Linked DNA regions of Homo sapiens: region 2 is linked to region 1. Evidence: chromatin loops called from intact Hi-C (ENCODE). Cell type or tissue: IMR-90. All regions are shown on one strand. Links, peaks and the distances in the headings refer to the core of each region. The heading gives the core; the rest is flanking DNA.

Region 1 (8,277 bases), core at 1,530-6,529:
TTTTGCCATTACTATTGTTACTCTGTATTCCTGGGGATGTAGATTCAGCACTCAAGATTCGCTGTTTTCTGTCAGTTTCCTTGTTCCCAATTAGGATACAGTCATTAGAATGATTCCAGGAGGTGTCTTTATTTGCAAGGTCACATGATTAAATCTATGAGGCATCACGTTTCATCTAGATCACTGACATTAGTTTTCAATCAGAATTTTTTTTATCAGCCATTAATAAAGCAGATGAAGTTCATATAGAACAGCATTTCTTAAAGCTTGGTAAGAGGTCCACCTACTATAGAATCACCTAAAAGCCTTATTAATGTAAATTTCTAGGCTCCACTCCAGACCTGCAAAATCAGAATTTCTGGGTATGGGTCCCAGGAATCTACATTTTTAACAAACTGACCATAGATCTCTGTTGCAAGCTAACAATTTCTTAAAGCACATCTTTAGAACTAGTTTTTAAGATGTTTCCCCAGTTTTATTAAGGCATAACTGACAAATAAAAATCGTACATATCTGCAACGTAAAACATGTTTTGATAATGCATACACTGTGAAATAATTAAATCAAGATAATTAACATATTCATCACCTCACATAGAACTACTTATTTTTTATAAAGAAAAGAATCTTCTGTGTACAAATCAGTACATTTCTTGTTAATCTTAAATATTTCCAGGTATATCATCTTCTAACCTTGGATTTAACCTTAGAGTTGCATTTTGGTTCAGTGCTCATTTAATTTGCTAACATCTTCTCTTGGGGTGGGATCCCTAAAAAAAACAGCTCTGGCTGCAGTACTTCAGTGCCGTTTGGAGTCAAATTGCCTCTAGTCGCTCCTTTTAGCTCCAGCTGCTTAACTCCATTATAGTCAGAGTGGGTATATTTATTTAATCTGTTACTGCTGGTTAAAGCAGTGGTTCTTCCACTTGAGGGTGCATCATTTTCACCTGGAAGGCTCGTTAAAACACAAATTGCTGAGCCCTGTCCCCAGAGTTTCTGATTCAGTAGATCTGAGGAGGGACCACATAATTTGCATTTCTGATAGGTTCCTGAGTAATGTTACTGCATGTATGGGGATCATACTTTGAGAACCACTGAGTTCTCAAAGGAAAAAACGTAGGCTGCCTGCCTAAGATTTGGACCAGCTAAAAATGGCTCTCAAACCTGACTGCACATTGGAATCACCTAGGAAGCGTAAACAACATACTAGTGCCTGGGACTTGCTCCGGATTAATTAAATCAGAATAACTGGAAGTGAAGCCTAGGTATGAGTGTCTCTTAATATCCCCAGGTGATTCTAATGTGAATTCAATGTTACATCCCACTTTGCTAGAAGCTCCAGGCCAAACGCTCTTCTGTTCCTCCACATATCTCCCATGTAGCTGAATAACAAATGGAAAAGGTGAAAAACCCCTGCAGCCATTACTTCCTCCCTAGGACAAGTTCCCTCACTTAACTATATTGCTAAAGGCCAATCTTGATTTCTAATCCCAAATATGACCTGTTTTCAAGGCTCCTGATGCTTGATCAGGGTGACATTGTGCATCAGCATGCTCTTCCCCTCCTTCTCTGTATCTATGGTTCTACAAGTCCTTTTTTTTTCCTGTAGCAATAAGCCATTCATCATCAGACCTATTATCCTGAAGGGTTCTGTTCAGGAGCTCTTTTCCTTTAGAATGTTTGCAACAGGTGATGTTTCGAACTTCTTCATTTATAGCATCCTACTTAACTGGAGTGTGTCAAGCAAATGACACTAGTTGGAATACCTCAATTATTGTACATTCATTATGAGCACAGGAGCAATACTTTTTGATCATGATGGATCCTTCTTAATTACTCTATTTTGTAGACTGGAAAAATCATTTTGCCATGAAAAGAATATTTTCAGAGAGCTCTATCGATGCTTAATTCACCAGAGTGAATTAATGTCAGGGTGTGAGTGGGGTGGAGAACAAGTTCTTCCCTGACTTTCTCTGGACTAATCTAGAATGAAAGTTCATTTGGAAAGGGGACTTCACAGACACAGTCAAGGGGGATGTTGAGAAGGAGTCAAGTTGAGTCTCTAAGTTTCTTTTCTCTTTCTTGTATTCAACAAATATTTGCTGAGGGTCTACTGTGCAGGCACTGTTTTAGGTGCTGGGGATACAGTAGTGGACTAGGTAAAGTTTCTGCCTTTATGGCAATGACATTCTATTGGTTAGTGTGTGAGGAGGAGACATTAAAAGTGTAAACAAGTAAAAAAAGTGTCTATATAATTTTTAGTTGTGATAAGTGCTATGACGAAAAGAAGTGGGGCAATGGGATAGAGAATACACTGGGAATGGGGACAGACACTTGTTCCTTTACCTAGGGAAAAAGAAACTCTGTGAAAGTGACATCTGAACTGAGACCTGAATGATGAGAAAGAAGGAATCCCAGCAGAAGAAACAAGTGTAAATTCAAGGGACACACCCTCAAAAAAAGCCAACAAGCAAAGGAGAGAGCAGTCTCAAGCCAAATCATATATGCGCTTGTAGGCTGTGCTAAAGAGTTTGAATTTTATTACAAGTTCAATGAGAAGGCACTGTGGGATGTTTTAAGCAGAGGAATCAAATTGCTTGACTATTGATTTTAAAACGATCACTCTGGCTGCCGCATGAAGAGTGGTCTCCAGAAATGGTGGCAAGAGTGAATTCAGGGAGATCAGATTGGAGGCTGTTGTGGTAATTTAGGCCAAAGATAATGCTGGCTTAGCCTAAGATTTTAGCAATGCAGGGGGTGAGAATTAGGCAAATTTGTGAAGATTGCGAATTTTGGAGGCATAACAAGACATGCTGATGAATTGGAGATGGGATGGAAGGAAGAGAGAAAGGTGCCTGTTTTTGGTTTGAACAACTTGGGGGAAGTTGGGAGCATTTACTGAAATGAGGAACAATAGGGAAAGGAAAAAATTTGGGAGGGAAATCAGAAATTCTATTATGATCACATTTACTTTGAGATAGGCCTATAACATAGTAAAGATGCTGAGTTGGCATCGCAATTCTGGAGCCCAGGAAAGAGCTTTTGGGCTGGAGATAATACATTTATGATTTTTGAACATACGGAGATAATTTAAAATCTGAGTGAGTTAGACAGTTAGCATAGAAGAGGGAAGAGAGATCTGAAGCCCGAGCTCTGAGGCAATCCAAAGGCTAATGGTCAGGGAAATGAGGAGGAAGCAGGGAAATGAGGAGGAAGCAGGAGGTCAGTGAGGTAGGAGGACAAATCAGTGAGTGTGTTTCCCTGAAATATTAATGAATCAAGTGAATCCAGGAGGAGGGGATGGTCAATTGTGTCAGGTCATGCAGACAAGTTCTGCTGAAAGACCTGCGCTGAGAGAGTGTGATGTATGGAAAAGAATGCTGGCTTGCAACGCAGAGAACTTCAGTTTTAAGGACTAACTGGAACTACTGTATAATCATCATCATTATTATCACTATCATCATCATCATCATCATCAAAATGGTAATAGTAAGCAATATTTGTCCATATCTAGTATGTTTCAGGCATTGTGCTAAGTGTTTGCCTGCATTATTTCAATGAATCCTCCCAACAACCAGATGAGGTACACACTATTATTCTCGTTTCAGAGATGGGGGAGCTGAGTGAGGCTCGCAGATGTACAGTCCCTTGCTCCAAAGTCACACAGTGTGATCTGGGCCAAATTATTTCCCTTCTTTGAGGGAATTTCTCTCGTCTCTAAAATGAGCAAGTGAATTACTTTACTTTTTTTTTCAGCAACGATACCCTCTCATCTCAAACAAAAGTAAGTACAGAAACTCAGTTCATAAAACAGCAGAGTTGCACTGTTTCAAGCTTGAGTGTAGGATCTGTAGTCCTATCTACCGAACTGGACTTCTCTCCCCTCTTCCCCTTCTCTGCCCTGTGGCTTGCAAAGCACTCAACTGGATGGATTCTATGTGAATTTCAGCTTTTAGAATCCTAGAATTCAGATTCTCAGCTACCCCCTCCCCCTTGTGACCAAGTGCTGAAATTACAGCGTGGTTGGTCAGTGTTAGGAAATTCTGTGGCTCTGGATCACAGACCACAGAGCCACTAGTCCATATGGGACAGAGTTGTGGCCACTGCACTTCAGTGAACTGGTCACAATGTAAGCTCCTCACTGCTCCCATTTTGAAGTAAACCTCTGGGTGAATACAGCCCAATACCATACCTTAAAACAAATTGGGTTTATCTGACTGATTAAAAAAGAATCAAATGGCTCTGGCCTGGGTGTTGTGGCTCACACCTGTAATCCCAGCACTTTGGGAGGCCGAGATGGGTGGATCACTTGACGTCACGAGTTCAAGACCAGCCTGGCCAACATGGTGAAAACCCATCTTTACTAAAAAATACAAAAAATTAGCCAGGTGTGGTGGGGTGCACCTGTAATCTCAGTTACTTGGGAGGCTGAGGCAGGCTCTTCATCATCTCTTTAGGAAAACCTGTCTTTATGTAGCCTGTAAAAGTCAGACCTCCCCCTCTCTATGTGTTCCCTGAACTCTCTTCCTAACCCCACCATAGTCTTTGCCACATTGGGTGGTAATTCATCATCTGATTACAAGTCTATTTTCTCCACTAGTTGGAATCACATTCACCTTTCTGTCACATTCACCTAGCACAGGACCTGGTCAGCCAACATACATTGAATGAATAACAGACTCTCCTTTTGGGGAGAAGGTGCTTGTAAGAATGGGAAGAGCATTATTTGACAGATATCACAGGATCTTGGTGCTTCCTGCTCATTTGCTGTTCAGTGGAATATTTTGTCTCTGGAAACTTGCTCTGTACAGTGATGTGAACTTGGGATTCCTTCAAACCTATTAACATGCCACAACCAAGCAGAAATACGTGTTCCTCTTCTCCCAATGTGATCTAACTGCCATGTGACTGAGTGCAAAAAAAAAAAAAAAAAATCTGGGTTTGATCTCAGAGCTCCAGCTATGCTAATGGAATGAAATACAGGCAATAGCCTGCAAGGGAGAACACTGATATTTGTTCTGATATGCTTCAGGGGATGGAGCAGGGCCACAATTTAATTCCTGACAGTTCAGAGGCCTTATGTAGTTGGAAACTGAAAATACTCACTGAAAATGCCAAGTAATGTCAAGTCTGAGGAGTTTGACCTACTGGTCAGAATGGAAACCTCAGATAAAGATACATATCCTCCCTTCACCTGCAGCAGCACAATAAGGCAGAGAGAACAGAGTCTCTGTATACTTTTGACCTGGGTTTGAAACCCAGTTCTGAATAGTTCTAGGCATGAGACTTTTTGATAGTTACTCGATTTCTCTGAGTGTTACTTTCCTCTTCTATAAAATGAGAATAATAATATCTATCTTGATAAGTTAGTGTGAGAATTTTGCGTGGTTGTATAAAGGGCCTGGCACATAGTAACTTCTCAATTTGTGATAGCATAAAATAATTAAACTTCTTTTACCTGTGCCAGAAGCAGTCCTTTCGTCTCATCCCATTGATGTGTCATTTCCACTAAGGACCTCAGGTAGAGGGAGTGGGTGTTAATGGTGCCTCTAAGGACAAGGGGGGAAGGCAGTCTCCTATCCCTCAGGTATCTTAGAATCTCCTGTATCTGTCTGTATATGGAAGTATATGTATTTTCACTGGTTAAACAATTTAGTCATTTTTTTCTCCTGGAAAGAAAAGAAAACCCAGCTGATTATTACTTTAGCTTAGTGTATAAGAGGAATCATTTGCTTGTTTTCTTGTTACTTCCTTTAACAGATATTTAATAGGTGCCTGCTATGAGTGAGACCTTTTTCGAGGCACTAGGGATAGAAGAGAGACAACAGTTCTCACTTTCCTACAGCTGACAGTCTTTTTGAGGGAAATAGACAATAAAAATGATAAGTAAAATATATTATTATATGTGAGATGATGATAAGTGCTAGGAAAAGAAATAAAGCAGGAAGAGGTGATAGGAAGTATTACATCAGAAGTATCTTAAGTGACAAAGTTACAGTTTTAGATAGACCAGAGAAGGGATCACTGAGAAGGTGAGATTTGAGTAAAAGGCTGAAGGACACACAAATATCTGGGGAAGAACATTCTAGGCAGAGGGTATAGGACAAGCACAAAGGCCCTCAAGCAGGAGAATGACTGGTGCATGTACAGGGTAGCAAAGGGGCCAGCATGGCAGAAGTTGAGTAAACAACAGAAGCAATAGTAGGAACACCTTTGATATTGAACCCTTTGCTCATCATTTCCTGCTCTTGTTCATTCAGCAACTATTATCAAGTACCTACTATGTGCTAGGCATTGTGCTAGGTACTGGTATAAGGTGCAATGAATAAGGCAGATGGTGTTTCTGCCTTCATATGGAGTTTACAGTCAGTCTAGTGGGAGGAGAAAAGAATAATTACATTTCAGGTGGTGAGACATGCTAAAAAGAAAAATGAAACAAGGCAAGGGGGAAAGGGAAATCTGGGGTGAGGGTTAGTCACTATTTTAAGAAGTAAGGTGGACAGAAAAGCCCTTTCTAAGAAGGTGATATTTAAGTAGAGAAATGAAGAAAGTAAGAGAGCCAGCTTTGGGGATTTCTGGTAGACGATTGTTTCTAGATAGAGGGAGCAACCAATGACCAATATAAAGGATATTAGGCTGGAACGTGCTTGTGTGTTTTAAGAACAGTGAGGAGGCCAGTGTGGTGGGAGCAGCATGAGCCAGGTGGAGGATGGCAGAAGGTGAGGTCAGAAAAATAGTGGGTGGAAGGGGAATGCTAGCCTGTAAACCTTGTGGTCATTGTAAGGAGTTTGGCTTTTTATTTATCTGCTGAAATAAATGATGGTGATCCTCTAAGAAAATGCTTGTCTGTATTGGAGTTGGAGATTTCTTTCTCTCTGGAAAGAGCAGAGGGAATGGAGAAGACAGGAATCTTAAAGAGATTAAAAAACACGGCAGAGACCTAGGAAGTGGATCGATCTCTTTTTAATTATCCCAACCAATTGGTTCTGACTGAGATGAATTGCCGTCTCACCTGTCCAGACACAACTATTGTGAGGTCCCACTTTCCTTTCTTTTATTTTCCCTTTTCTTTGCTTTTTCTTCTTTTCTTTTTTACCCCTTCCCTTTAAATCTGCTGAAATTCAAGAGGAAAAATATACAAATGTTCAGTAATGGTGGCATGTAAGATTATGATTTTTAAAATTTTCAGAGTAAAAAATCCCATTGAAAATCTGATACAATCTATGAAATCTCTGTATTTAGAAAAGCACCTATGGACATATGCATGTGAATTGTTGCTTAGTATTTGCATAGATTCATAGACCTCCTCAGTACCCACAGCCCATCCATGGATGGAATTCCGGTTAAATAACTGTGCAAAGAGATCAGCCAGGGTTTTTGCTTTAATAGAGGCAAATGTAGGACATGGAGAACTATGAGAGGAAATAGTAGAGAACCACTACTCTCTTAGCATTAATTGAGGTTATTTTCCCACCTATCCATTTTCTCTGGACTCAGAAAAGCACTGTTTGTTTCTGCTCTTCTTGTCACTGACCATCTGGTTTACACAAGAGACTTGTAGAGGGAGATCAGGCAGGAGCTTCTGAGGATCCCTCTTTCTCTCCTTCCCATGGAAAAGAGATCTAGCCACGCTGTCTGAAATAAAGTCAAGAAACAGAGGAGTGGTCACAGTACATCAAAGAATTTAAATCTCCTCCTTTTATAACTTTTCCAAATGGAAGGATATCATTCTCAACCAGGTTCAGGCACACAAGACAGTTTCAGACTGGCTGTGAATACTGATATCAGTGCACGGTCTCACAGAGCATGGTCTCACATTGGGGATACATTTTATTTTTTGTCTAGAAGCTTCCTTTTTTGTGCATATATTTAAGCCTCTCAGCAAATATTCAATGGAAAAAGCTCAAGGCCGAGCCAAAGGCAATTATGAAGCACTTATAGAGTTGGAGACTGACAAGTGGTAATTATTTGGAGATGCTTATTTTCCTTGTCTTTCCACTCCTCTCCCCAACTCCATCCCACAACCTGGTGTGCACTAACCATTCAGTTTATATTGGCTCATTACCAAAATCTGCCTTTATCATGTCAATGTTGTGTAGAGAAATATCAGTAACAAAAACATTTGTGCTACTCCTCCAGCAATGAAGTTAGCTAGAAGTTTAATGATTTCATGTCAGTGCTGAATGTCTTTTCACTATTTCCATTCATTAGTCTCTCAGAAGAGGGAGAAAGAGATTTGATGATGTTCAGTTTGCCCTATACGTTCCCCTGGAAGTAA
Region 2 (8,277 bases), core at 1,285-6,284, 89 kb before region 1:
AAGCCAGTCACATGTCATGAACAATATGGGAAGGATCCTAAGGGAAGCATGGAAATTCCAGAATAAGGAGGGGTTGATGAAATTATCCTCATGCCTTCATTTACTCTCCTCATATTAAAATATATTGCAGTTTGTGTGTGCCTGCTTATGTGAAATTACATATTATACTGTCTAGTTTTAATTAACCTAATCCTCACAAATGAGCAAGTAGTTTGCAATTTTTCATGCAAGTAAATCAGGGATTGAGGAGAAACTTAGTGTAAGCACAAGAAAATAATAAGGAAATGGCAGAGCTAATGCCATTCTGCTTCTAGAAGGTTCTACTCATAGGATGAGCTCTTTGTTAGCCACATTACCAAGTCAAAACAGCACAATTCCAATTAATAAACTGATAAGAAGTAGGCGAAACAGATTTGCTGCAAGTCTTTGTGAGGTATCTTTTTTTTTGGCGGTGGGGGGTGGCTGACAGCCATTAATTCCAAGAATTGAAATTGCTGAATTTAGAATCAGGACTTCAGATTACTGCATTATGAAAGATTGAAGTTTTTTATAACAAATGAAGCTTATTAAAGAACATTTCTCTCTCTAAAGACATTAGTTTAATGTTAATTTTTTAGTGAAAGCCAAAAAGATTTTCAGACTATAATATATTTATTATATATTATTTTTAAATATGGTTAATTTCATCCTTATTACATACTTTAAATTTTCCTTTTTGCCTGTGTTAAAGGAATTTTGTGTGTTTCTAGTACAGTAGCATATGTTTAGTTATAAATATATGTTTATACATGATATACATTATTACATTTATATAATTTATATATATATATTTGTACATATATTGGGAGGGTTTTTTTAGTAATTGAGTTAGAAATCAAGAAAACTTGAAAGTCATTGCATTAAACAACTGCACAGTTGTAGTAAGGGGGAGGGAGAAATTGTACCACACATTGAAAGGGCTTTTTCTGTCCAGAGATACACAAGAGGCAACCACCAATTGAGCCTATTTCAGGAGTGGGAGAGGATTCAAAGTATATTGGAGCATCAAGATAGGGTGAAGTAGGAAGTTGCAGTGATACCTGTGAGGTGGGGAGCCAAGAATATAGTGCTGCTACTAATCCATATTGACCCTTTTCACAAAGTAGAGAAAGGCACATCTTCCTTTGAGCAGGTGCAGCCCTAAATCAGGGTGCATAGCTTGGTAAGTCTGTGCAGTGGCTCAAGTTGGGCCCCCATTCACCTCCATCAGTGGACACTCTCATGCAGTGCGTGGCCTGCACAATTGTATACAGTGGCCCTGCATGAGAATGCTTAATAGAGCTACCTTAAAAGTCTCCCCGTGTGATTCTGATAACAAGCCAAGGTTGTGAATTACTGGGATACATGTTTACTTATTTACTCTATAAACTTCGTAGAATTCTTAAAAGAAATGCATTTTAAAAAGTGGTCTGTAATTCTGACATCTCACTAAATCAAACATGCTTCCACACCAAGGAGTTCGATTTAGGGAATATTTAGAACCAATTATCCAGCTGTGTGATACTGAGATAATCACTTTCCCTCTCTGAAGCCTCAGTTTCTTCAGTTATAAAATGAAAGGAGTTGAATTAGATGATCTGGAAGGTCCTTTCCAGCCATAGCACCGTATGTTCTATGCATTTTGCTGCTTAGCAATGTATGAAAATTCTCTGCCAGGCAGCCTGTGCAGCTACATTTTACTGGCTGGTTTTGGCTCATTTTCCTAAGAGGGTTGAAGGCATATGTTCACTCTAACTCTGTTTTTAGAGAGGGGCCATTTTTACCATTAACTGCACTGTCTTCTTCTTGCCAGTGTCTAGCAGGCATCTCTAAAGTGGGGTAGCGGCATAGGCAGCATTTACAGCCAACCATTGAGTGGCAATTTCAATTGTTTGATTTTCCTTCCTATGACTACATGCTTAATTGAATATCACATTTACTCATATATCTTGTAAATTATTCAGAAAACATTTTCTTCCTTGGCTGCTCCTGTAGATAGCTGTGCAACCAAAGGTCTGGCTTCAGCAATTTTAAGGCTTGATCAGAGCAGCTGAAGATCTGTAAACACTGGTTTTTGAATCTTTTCACTTTCAGTCACGAGGGTCATTAGATCTCCTTTAGACGCTCTGCCTAAATGCTCAGAAGAGTTTCTGCTTCAGCTGACAAGCATTAAAGCCTAATTGCAAGGCAAAAATATAGTGGGAGAAACAGTGTTTTCTTCTCAAAATTGGGGGAGGGAAGGGAAATGTGGGCAGATAGGCAAATCAAGTAAGTTTTGTCTTCCCATCAATGACTGATTTAATAAAGATTTGTAACCAATCAACTAGCTATGTGACCCGGGAAAAATGACTTTCTCTTTAAACCTCAGTTTCCTTAGTGGTAAAATAAGTTTGTTTGGCTTCAAGGGACTCAAGAAATGTATACAGCACAATTAAAGGGATGTTTTTGCTTACACTTTTTTTATTATTATTCCTGGAGACAGAAATATGAACCTCCCTTCAGGTAGTTCAAGCTTCATATAGTGCAAGCTTTTCCCTGAATTACCAAACTTAGTCATCTTATTTTCAAAACAGAAATGTGTGCTGAGTTTCTACAGCTTTTATTGATTCCACGTTCCTATGTGTCTAATCACACTGCCAGAAAATCTTCCCTTTTACCCCATTCAATCATCTCCAGCTACAATTAACACTTATTTTCTGTGCATAACTAACTTGTCCATAACTGAGATCTCAAATAGATGATCATCGTTTCCAGATGGATTCAAAGAGCTGGTGATTGACTAGACCAGTGGTTCTTAAGCAAGTTTCTTAGTGGATAAATGAATCCTTAAAGGAGCTTATTAAAATTCAAATTTCTGGTCCCCACTACCACAGATTCAGATCCAGTGGGTTTGGGTGAGGCCTAGGAATCTAATATTTTAGCAAGCACCCAAGATGGCTTCATTTCAGGGGGCTAGTGGTCCACTGTTGGAGAAACATTTTATTCAAAAGATGGTAATGGAGAGAGACCACCACCTATGCCTGTTCTTGCTTGCCCTTTCTCTAGCCCTGGGTCTATTCTTGTTTCTGCTCTCTGTGTAGTGTCTTTGTGAGAGAAGGAGGGACAGTGATTGCAAACTCTGTTTTCTTCAGACTTACAAAGGTAAAGTGATTTCTCCAGAGCCCCTACCCAGTGAAGAAAGAATAATATTAGAGTTTTCTCTCCTAACTTGGAGCTCGTCACCTAGGCTTCAGAGCAGACTTACCCTGACATTCAGTATAACAGGCCAGGATGAGAAGCAAGCCAAAACTAAACTCAGTGTTTTTACTCACCAGCTGGTTTGTGTGATTCCAATGACCAGTGTCAGGTTTGATGGTGAACAAAAGGAAACACTTGATAAATAACAAATTATTCTCAGATGCTTGTTGCAGCTTTCACTCTAAAGGAAAATCTCTACTGTCCCCTAACAGCTGGTGTGAGCAGATAAGCTGGGGGCATTCCATGCCTCTGGTGTCATAGGGTTAAGAAACCAAGAAATAGCAGAGGAAAGCGTCACTCTCAGTCTTGTGGACTAAAAGTATCTAAGGCATATGTAGGATATTATTCCCTTATACCAAGATTTAAATAAAAAGAAGCATCAATTAATCTTGAATAAAAGGTTGTACTACCAAAAAAATGCTTGAAACATCTTGCCATATACTCTCATCATCCCATTTTACAGAGGATACTAAGACTCAGAAAAGCGATGTGACTTGCTTAAGATTTCTTCAAATCTTTAAACAGTGAGCATCAACTTTATTCTTATTCTTAAAAGCTTTTAAGAGGAAAGCATTTTAATAATCTTTTTGAGTACTCATTACATAATAGGCACTGTTCTATGTGCTTCATATTTAAGCCCCACAACAATACTATAGGGTGGATCTTATGATCTTCATCTTACAGATGAAGGAACTAAGTACAGAAAAGTTAAGCAAATTGCCCAAGGCCTCACAGATGACCTTAGAGTTGGAATTAGAAGAACCCAGACAGACTGGCTCGAGAGCCTCTGGGTTTAACCACTAGGCTTCCTGTCTCTCAAACACAACAGGTAGGATTACCAAGATACTCTTTATCAAACTCTCTCCATCATGTTAATTCCATTCTCAAAAAGTGACATTGAATTCTGATTTAACAATGTTAAATCTTAACTAGCTTCACTAGTTTCTGAGGAGCCCCAAATATGGTGAAATGAGAACCCCAATTCACCACCCACATCTTGCATTGCCACTCCTGGATTTTACCATCTAATGAAGCCCATTCTGCCTCTCTGGGTGGTTATTCAGCATTAATGAAATGTGTTTGGTGCTATTCTATGCACAACACATGGAATAATCTCTGCTCTACAAGAAACTGTACATCTGAAGCATCTCTGCAGCTGCATGGGCAGCAGAGCTTCTCCTTGCCTACTGTTATTTTGGTTGCTACAGTCTCTGCCACATGACGCAGTTCCATTTCTAGAACTGTTCAGATTCTTGACGTAAAACCCATTCAAAGAGCCTGGTTAAGGGTATGCACTCAGTGGACAAGGTTGTTTTCTGGAGCTTCTGAGTTATATCACCCTGGAGTTTAAGGGATGGAAGGTTAGGAAGGTGTAGAAAGGAGAGGCCAACACCAAGTCGGGGGTTTTCTGATAACCCCAAATCTCCACATCTATCCCTACCATCATAAACTCAGGCTAAAGTGTTTGTTTCCAAATTTTCACCTATGTGTTTCTCAGAATAGGACCAAGTTAGGGCATCAGCTCTATAGTCTCCAAAATGCCAGAGTAGCTCTCACAGAGAGCAGTTAGGGACCAATGTTGATGGTAAATAAAGGAAATTTTATGAAGATGTTTCAGTCAAAGGAAAACCATGCAATTTTTTTTATTCTGAAGAATAGAATAAGGGAAGTGATATTAAGGTATGAGAAAATGGATTTGTACTGAATTCCACTTAGAATCTGTCCAGTAAAGGGGTTTCTGATTGATTTGCAACATTTAATGCAAAATAAACAAATATTCCAGCTGAAAGACACTGAGGACTTATCAAGCCCATCCCTCTTTCCTTTGAGTTTTAACCAGAGATAGAAAACTAGGTGCCAGAGGTTGAGTCCAAAACTTAGAAACATATGTTTGACCAGCATGTGGCCTTAAAAAGTTTTGAATTTAAATTCTTGGTTGGGCATGCCCTCTGCTGATCACCACAGTTTTTACTACTCCCAGTTATCTCCTACCCCATAGTTTCACAGTTTTATGTTACTGCCTGACACCTGAGGATATTTACATTTGCAACTCCTGCCAAACTACCTGAGAATGACAAAATTATATACCAATTCAGGGAGAGGTGACCACCCAGGGCAACCTGCATCTATTCAGAACTTAAAACAAGAGTAAATAAAAGATATTTCCCTCACAAAATAAAGTGAGGTTGTGAGTAATAGTAATATTCTTTTGAAGGATCTAAGATGTAATGTTTTCCAATATTAATGAACATGAGGCTGCTCCTATTCATGTAATATATTTAGCATAATAAATTACTTAAATATGACCAGATTTGAAATAAAGAATCTTTTCTGAGGTTATCTGAGGTTCTTTGTCAAAAACATTGGGGTTTCCTGGTTCCTGTGTTTGGTTGGATTGATCCCTCTGATTTAACTCAGTGTTTCTCCACTGGGGGTGCACATGAACCTATCATCACTTCCCAAGCGAAGTTCTTATTGTAAATCACTTTGTGCAATATGATATGTTGCTAACTGCAGTTTGTTGTTTGCATGAATATCCTCCCCCCACCAAAATAATATATGACTGAAAACCATCAACAGAACCTAGTTGGAAAGGCTTCCCCCAAAAGGGTTGCTTTGTTAGCTGCAATATGCTTTCTCTTTGAACTCACGCCTCTACAGTTCCTCTGTGAAATGGGGAAAATAAAACCTCTCTTTCTTGGTTTTCTAATTTTGTGGACTCTTAGATGAAAATGCCTCCTGGCTCAGCCTTGGCTTTCGTCTGGACCCTCCAACAACTGGCCATTTCCTGGACCTTAATTTTCTGTTTCCTCCTTAGAAACTTCTTTCCAATGTTGGGGATAACACTTCCTGGGTTGACTGTGTCCTGATTTATCTCTGATTCAGCTTATAGGCTATTGAAGCTGTTCAACAACTGTTTATTAATTAAACATACACAGAGTTTCTTGGACTGTATCAAGCTCTGTTTACTGTATGGCCAAGATCCATTTTGATCAAATCTGTGTTGAAGGCTACAGAAAGGGTGGCAAAAGAGACAAGAGTTGAGAGAGGGTATCTTCATCTCCTACTGAACATCAGCATTCAGCCCTGTCAGATTCCCTGTGGTGTACAAGTCCTGGGGGTATCCTTGGAGATGGTCCTTGGATATAAAAACAGGCTTGTTTCATTGGGAGGCCAAGCGTGAGTTGAAACTAAGGGAGAATGAAAAGCCATGTCTGAGGAGGAATACTGAGGGGGAAAACTGAGGACCATATTAGTCTTCAGATCTGAGATGAGGGTGGGGCCTGAAACAGAGTTGAAGCAAAAGAAGAGGAGGAGCTGTGAAGGCAGAGCAGGTCAGGAAGACTCTGAGAGTCTCTGGCATTTGATTTGGGGTTAGGGCTGTGGTCCCTCCTTAACTGGAATCCTCCAAGGAGACAGAGAAGAGCAGTCTTTACAAAGGCAGCTAATACACTTGTTTACACACACACATGACTATTAAAAACGTCTGTATGTGTGTGTGTAGGGGGTCTAGTGGTAGTTGGAGATGTAGCAGGGAGAAAATAGTGGGAGAAGGAGGGAAAGGGAATAAAAGAAAAAGTCCAGAAGCAGGTTCTTCTGGTGCTGGCTACCTCTTTGCTCCTTCTTTACACTAATTTTCAATCTGCAAGGAACCGTAAAGTGAACTTATAACTGGAAGTCATTGAAAGTTTTGAATTAGTTCTCCTGTCTAAAACCAGGAGCAGTTTATTTCAATGATATAATGGTTTGATTTTCTTTTATGAGCTATAGTCATCTTTTTCTTCCTCCTATATGTTATAGGGATTCTTTATATCTCCAGGCTATTCCATTTTACTAGAACAGATGTGTTTTCCTTCTAGACTTAGAATTTAATTGTATTGGCTCCAAGAGAGCCAACTGGTTTTACTTTTACTCTGCTTCATTTAGGCTGTTTTGATGCTGATGTAGTAACTCTCTCAGGTCAACAGGATTTCTGACTGGAAATATGCTGTTATAAAAATAATTAAAATACATTTCCTTCCTACAAAATGCAAAGCAATATGTTACTTTCAGGGTGTAGAGTAAGGGGTGAGGGAAGAAAGAAATACAGAACCAAGATCCTGCTCTCAAGAAGCTTACAGTGTACTTGGGTACAAAAAACATTAAGACAAAAAAATGGCTAATAATTATATAAGAGAATCACTACGAAGGGCCAATTGTGATACTTAGACACTGCTCAATAGACTCAGAGGAGGGAGCAATAAAAGACTGGGAAAGCTAGCAAGGCTTTAAAATGCCTGGTGCATACTAGACATGCAACATATATTTATTGGGTAAGGTAGAATTTGAGCTGGATCTCAAAGGATAGATAATATTTTGAGAGGCAGTTTAGAATGGGAGCTATATTCTTGCTACAATACTGGTATAGGTAAATGCAGAGGAAGCAGAGGTTGTGTTGGGAGACACTGCAAATAGTTTTTCTAGAGCAGAGGATTTATAGAGAAAGATCATACTCAAAACGTTGTTGGTGCCAGATAATGGAAGGCCTAAGGTCCATGGGAAAAGGGTTTGAACTTTATCCTATAGGTAGTGGGGGAACTACTGAAGGTAGAAGGGTAATGTCAAGGGAGGATGAATCTAGTGACTATGTGCAGAATGGATTGACAGGGAGAGACAGTAGGCAGTTGGACCAGCTCGGAGGCTTAGCTTGCGGATAAGGGCAGTAAGTAGGGTAATAGCAGTGGAAAATGCAGTAAGATAGGCAATAACAAAATGCAGAATTCAAAAGAAGAGTGCTTAGTGACTTAATTATATATATGGGGCAAAGGAGCGGTGGAAGGTAGGATGACTTCAACTTCTAGCCCATGAGACTGAGGAATAGTGGTGGCATTACCACAGATGTCTTTTATTTCTGCTTAGAAGTTGTTTAATGATGTCTTAGGCTGGTTTGCAAAAATATTAGTCTCAGTGCATTTCATATAATTATAACCTGAGACTCTGAGGTTTGAAGGGACCTAGAGATTCTAGACTGGTTTGTTTGAA

The links. Hi-C counts contacts between places; a loop is a spot of excess contacts. Peaks named below come from ENCODE experiments on the same cell type or tissue, not always from the same donor. Only the 100,000 strongest peaks of a DNase experiment are listed, where the experiment ranks them.
Region 2: a loop joins it to region 1, with 2.7 times the contacts of the local background. A loop is called at or near these places in 2 of 110 quality-filtered maps.

Annotation. Positions count from the first base shown.
Region 1 is chrX:112,143,413-112,151,689 of GRCh38, forward strand. The region is part of intron 2 of RTL4 (retrotransposon Gag like 4); the gene reads left to right. Among named protein-coding and RNA genes, the nearest start is that of RTL4, 65 kb to the left of the region's middle. In IMR-90, for the core only: a CTCF peak has its summit at 4,003 (motif pointing left); no DNase peak of the experiment used is centred there; H3K27me3 peaks cover 383 bases.
Region 2 is chrX:112,054,959-112,063,235 of GRCh38, forward strand. All of the region lies in intron 1 of TRPC5 (transient receptor potential cation channel subfamily C member 5), which reads right to left. Among named protein-coding and RNA genes, the nearest start is that of TRPC5, 24 kb to the right of the region's middle. In IMR-90, for the core only: no CTCF peak of the experiment used is centred there; a DNase peak (open chromatin) is centred at 3,503; H3K27ac peaks cover 1,000 bases; H3K27me3 peaks cover 67 bases.